2 separate regions of the Mus musculus genome follow, and region 2 is linked to region 1. The links are chromatin loops, found by intact Hi-C in ENCODE. Cell type or tissue: heart. All regions are shown on one strand. Each heading gives the region's core, and the rest is flanking DNA. Links, peaks and the distances in the headings are about the cores only.

The links. Hi-C counts contacts between places; a loop is a spot of excess contacts. Peaks named below come from ENCODE experiments on the same cell type or tissue, not always from the same donor. Only the 100,000 strongest peaks of a DNase experiment are listed, where the experiment ranks them.
Region 2: a loop joins it to region 1, with 2.8 times the contacts of the local background. A loop is called at or near these places in 2 of 42 quality-filtered maps.

Annotation. Positions count from the first base shown.
Region 1 is chr14:122,750,333-122,753,250 of GRCm38, reverse strand. The region is part of intron 19 of Pcca (propionyl-Coenzyme A carboxylase, alpha polypeptide); the gene reads right to left. Gm46489 (a long non-coding RNA gene) reads right to left here. Exons shown (of 2, transcript XR_001781478.1): 2 at 170-2,918. Among named protein-coding and RNA genes, the nearest start is that of Gm46489, 2.8 kb to the right of the region's middle. In heart, for the core only: a CTCF peak has its summit at 1,486 (motif pointing right); no DNase peak of the experiment used is centred there.
Region 2 is chr14:122,866,371-122,869,288 of GRCm38, reverse strand. All of the region lies in intron 21 of Pcca (propionyl-Coenzyme A carboxylase, alpha polypeptide), which reads right to left. Among named protein-coding and RNA genes, the nearest start is that of Gm46488, 43 kb to the left of the region's middle. In heart, for the core only: no CTCF peak of the experiment used is centred there; no DNase peak of the experiment used is centred there; H3K27ac peaks cover 101 bases.

The DNA of each region.
Region 1 (2,918 bases), core at 322-2,821:
GTGTGGGTGCACATGTACTGGATACACATGTGGAAGTCAAAGCAATTTTCAGGCATCAGTTCCCTCTTCCCACCATAGCATAAGAGATTAAACTCAGGTTTATCAGCTTTGCACAGCAAGCACTCCAAACCCCGAAATCACATTCTTTATGGAAGACAAAAACTTTTAGTTTTTTTTTTTCTAAAAAACAAAATCCAATACCATAAAACATCAAGGCCACTGAGATAGTTTAACAAGTAAAGATCCTTAATTCCACACCTGATGATCTGAGCTCAATCCCTAGGACCTCCTAGGTAGGAAGAAGAGGACCAACTCCCTCAAGGGGTCCCATGAGAGACATGTGCTCACAACACATAAATACACATTTAAACCCTTTAGATTAACACATTTACTTTGTCCTTTTTATTGTTTAGAGTATGAAGAAATTTGAAATATCAAAATGTCTTAGGGTTACTATTGCTATGATGAAAAGCAACTTGGGAGGAAAGGGTTTATTAGGCTTACACTTCCATAGCATTGTCCATCACTGAAAGGAAGCCAGGACACACTTGAAACACAGCTTATTGCAGAATCTCAGGAAACACTTCCAAGAAGATTTCACCCCGATGATGCTGGGCTATTCCTAATCATTGCTAATCTCTCAGGTCCCAGCTGACCAGCATCAATGTCAGTAAGGCACACATTTCACACCAGCAGTGCTAGTCTCTTGGTGATAACAGCTGACTCCTCAGCCCCAGCTGATCAGAACCCCAAACCTTAATTCAAAATAGCAAGTGGCCCCTAACAGAGTCTTTAAACTTCCCTCTGAAACTTCACAAACCAGGCTTCCATCTTATGCACTGCTCTCAACATTCTTGTCTCCAAAGCTCCTATAGAACAGTCCACTAAACTCTCCACACTCAATGGCTTTTCTAGCCCTAAATTCCAAAGTCCATCCACAATCCTTCCAAATGCAACATGGTCATGTCTGTAACAGCAATATCCCATAATCCTGGTACTAACTTGTCTCAGTCAGGGTTTCTATTGTTTTGAAGAACACCATGACCAAAAAGCAAGTTGAGGGGATGAAAGGGTTTGTTTGGCCTTACATTTCCATGTCACAGTTCATCATCAAAGGAAGTCAGGCCAGGAACTCAAATAAGGCAGGATCCTGGAGGCAGGAGCTGATGCTAAGGCCATAGAGAGGTGCTGCTTACTGGCTTGTTCAGGCTACTTTCTCATAGAACCCAGAACCACTAGCCCACCCACAATGGGCTGGGTCCTCCCCCATCAATCACTAATTAAGAAAATTACCTATGGGTTTAGATCTTATGGATATTTTCTTCATTGGGGTTTCCTACTTTTCAAATGAGTTTAGTTTGTATCAAATTGACATAAAACTATCTAGCACACAAAGAATATAGGGTTGTGGGTTGTTTTTTTTTTTTTCCCAATAATGTGTGTGAGTGTATATCTGTATAAAGAGATGTATACATGAGTGCAGTTGCCCTGCAAGGCCAGCAGAGGCCAGCAGATACTCTAGAGCTGGAGTTAGCAAGTGGTTGTGAGCGGCCTAATGTGGGTGCTGGAAATAGCCTCCAGTCTTCTCTAAGAGCAGTATGTGCTCTTAACTACTGGGCATCTCTCCATTCCTGACAAGTGTGCTCACCATACCCTTTCAGTAACCTAAAGTTATTTAAGCATTTTATAATTCTAAACATATTTCATTTTGGAGTTTGTCTTCAAAAGTGATTACATGATACTCTGTAAAAATGCATTTGAAGGGGATGAAAGATGACTCTCCAGGTGCTTGCTGTGGCCAGGCATAGCCACCTGAGTCTGATCCCAGAACCTACATAGAAAGAGGAAACTCACTTCTAAAAATTGTCTTCTGGCTCCCATACCACCACTGTGGGATATATACAGAGACAGACAGGCAGGCAGGCAGACAGGCATACACACACACACACACACACACACACACACACACACACACACAAAGTAAGTATAAAATAACTAAATTCATCTCACCACGGTAAGGTAAAATACACTGTCAGAAGTTAACCTATTAGGCCCTAATAAACTTTGCTAATAACAATGTTGAAATTTTAATTAAATATGAAAGATCCATATACTTTTCAATGTAAATATTTTTCAAAACTTGACAGGATAGCTTAGTGACACTGATTTCCACAGCATGTGTGAGGTCCTGAATTACCCACAGCAACCAAGTAAGTTTACTAAAAATACAACAGTAATCAAAACATGCCATCTTTACAACATATTAATTTGAACACTGTTTTTGTTGGTCAGTATCATTCTCTACAACATACCTAATATATTTTGCATATAAGAGATGACCAAAATGATAAATAACTTTAGAATAAAATAGAAACCCATAGCCTTAAATTGCTGTCAGGTTGTGCTGTGTTTACCCCCCCCCCCCACACACACACACACACCTGTCCTCTGGCACATGGACCAACCTCCTGTCCAAGATCTAAGCACACAACTCATGCTGCACACACTCCTGAACTAGAAGCTCAGAAGATGTTGCACCTCAGCCTCTTTTGTGGAAGTCATTTCTCTCCAGTGTCAAGCAGCACTTCATGGCCACCACGCTCCTCCTTTTAGTCCTCTCCATCAGAGCAGCCTCCAGAGGAGGATAGACTGATATTTTCCCTCACTTCCATTTCCACCTCCACCTCCTCCAACCTCTCCCCACCTCTTAATCTTCAAACATTTCTTCCTTGTGGCCCCACTATTCACCTTAAGAAAGCCCCACCTGAGTCCTACCTGAGCACTAAGATGTGTGTTCTTTCACACCCAACTCACCTTTCTTATGAGTCACTCATGCACACTCCTCCTATCTCAACTTCAATATTCCATCTTGTCTTCATGACACCATTGAAATGGACACAGCTCAGTTTTCCTTCTTC
Region 2 (2,918 bases), core at 245-2,744, 120 kb before region 1:
GAGGAGAGAAGCAACCTCCTCAGGCTGTCATCTGACACAGGTCAGGGTGCATGTGAATACACACATGTATGCATACGTGTACACACACACAGAGACAACATACATAATGAAAAAATAATATCTCTGGCAGAATGAGTCGAGTGATAGCTTCAAAGTATCTCTGATTTGAGGTAAAAAGGCAGTTCCCTCTGGAGAGACCTATTTAGAGATGTCCATCCACAATATAAAACTCAAGTCTTTTTCTCTTTTGTTTTTGTAATCACAGGCTTCCATTCATTTCCACTGTCTTGAAACAAACAACTTTCACCCTTAACAACTGTGCTGAAAAGCATATTGAGGAGACTAAGCCTTAGATCCAGAGCACTCTCACCAAAGGGAACTTACTTTTCTGCTGAGCTCCTGTGAGGCAGCTTTTCTGGCTCCTGAAATCACTCACTGTCTTCACACCCAAAATGGGAAAGGAAAGGAACCTCTGTGAGGAGCGCCAAGGACAGAGACACCCCTAGTGTGCAGTACTAGGGGGCCCCACATGCAGGTGCACCAAGAATAAAGGGGCCCAGGTGCCCACATGCTGTCTAACAAATAGGTGCACAGTCCACAAAGGCACTGTGCTAAAATAAGTGGTACTTTCCCACCCACAAGGGCAAGTCTGCTGCAGTGTATTTCACAGAATCCCAAATCAGGGCATGTGCCTTCTGTTTGATCAGGAGTCTATGTGACACATTATGACTATAATGAACCAGGGTTTTCTTTTTATACAAGAAAAATATTATAGATCTTTGAAAGTGCTGTGCTTAATTTTGTAACAATACCAACATCTGTTAACAGTACAAGCTGTTTCCATTCTTTACCCTGAATTGTTTTATGTAATTACGAGTTTATAAGGTAGTTGGTAAGCCAGTAAGAAGGTACCTTTTAAAAGCACTCTGTAATTTGGGGTACAATGAACTGTTCCCTTGAAAGTCTGTAATTAGGGCAGCATCAACTTACAGAAAAGTACAGGAAATGTTATAACAACACAATTATGTAAATAGGCACATAGGTAGGGAAGCGTACCATTTTGCTATGGTCCCCACCCTTCTCTTCACTTTCTCTTCCATTTGAATTCTTTGCTCATCTCAAGTGGGTATACTGTTATCACAGGATGTGGAACAAATGGACTCTGTGGAAAACAGATGGGGAGCTTGGCCTTCCTTCCCCCATCAATTCTTCAACACCAGAGGCTGGGAATGAAGCCAATGCTGGGCCTCTTCAACAGCACTCTGGCCTGTGTGTGGATGATTTCAATAATAAAAAGTTTTCACTATTATGAATTCATTGAAGAAACTCAGAATCAAATGGGATAAAATGTTGGCTTATGTCTGACAGAAATTACCAAACTAGCTTGTAGAAAGACAGGGTAAACACCGCCAGAGATGATTGTGGCATATAATCCTGTTGGCCAAAAAAAAAAAAAAAAAAAAAAAAAAAAAAAAAATCAAATCAGGAAACACCTCCACAAGCCTTCACACAGCGCTCCAAAGCACCACAAATGACCTCTGTCAGGGGATTGCTTAGCAGTTCTGCAGTTCAGAATGTAATACATCTTGCAAGCCCAGCCTGTGTCCGTAGACAATCTGCTGGCATTCCATGTGGGAAATATTGTACACATACAATACTGATTGTATGACAAGACCTGCAAAGCCTTGTGGGTAATATGGAAGGGAAAGGAGACAAAGTCCCAGAACATAATAGCAGCAAATGGAATCTTATTCCATAAACCTGAATTTGAGAGCTGGGAAAGATGCTACCTTTGGCTAAAGATGGTGGCACATACCTGTAATCCCAGCACTGGGGAGGTGGAGACAGAAGGAATCCAGAGTCATCTGGACTATACAATGAGGCTTAATAAGACTGTCTCGAAAATTTCTTAAGATGATAATTTTTCGACCAAATCTAATTTCTCAGACAAAAATTTATTCTCTTAAATCAAGATTATACCTCTTTTTAAAAGGTTATTAATTTATATGCATGTGTGTATGGCTGCTCACAGAACCTAGAAGAAAGCATCAGGTCTCCTGGAGCTGCAGTTACAGGCAGTTGTGAGCCATCCAACATGAGTCCTCTGCAAAAGTGTCAAGTGTTCTTAACTGCTGTGCCACCCCTCCAGCCCCATGATAATAACATCTTGTATGATAGTGTTAGAGATCAAATTGACAAGGATTTACAAAGCACCCAGCAAGTACCTGTAGAAAACTACACACTAAGTGTTCTTTTCAGTCTCTTTTCTAAACATCTCTGATTACCCAGAATGAGATAGGACAAACTGTTCATGTGTATGGCAGCACACAGGTTGCTAATTTTAGTCCTTACTCTATGGTTTAAAATTTGTAAACAAAAGTAGATTAAATTCTTCAAATACTACAAACAACTTCTAAAAGAAGATCTAAAATAAAAATTACAAAATAGGGCTCTATAACACTAAGGGTGTCTTGATGGGATTGTGTGGGGCCTTGTAAGCCTTAGATCCCTAAAGAGACACATGGTGAACTACAGGAAAAGTTTGAGCAATCCGTTCATTTAAAGATACTTAACAGGCCTAGCTGGGCATTGGCAGAGTATGAATACATATGGAAACATGGCTCCTGGCCTCAAACACCATAACCTGGCCATTCAGAAAAGGCATTGTGCAGAGCTGTAATATCAACACCCAAGGATACTGCTAAAAACTGACCCATTGGGAACATGTTTTACACTGAGCCCTCCTGGAGCCCTCTGGGCTAGGAGGGAGTGGGAACCATGACACACTGTCTCTATCATCTTCAGCATAGATACTGAGTTTCGACCTCTAACTCCACAGCTTAGAAGCTCAGGACTGTGAAGCTATGTGTCTCTAGATCCTGACTCACAAACTGTGGGTCTTCATGATACGAATTCAC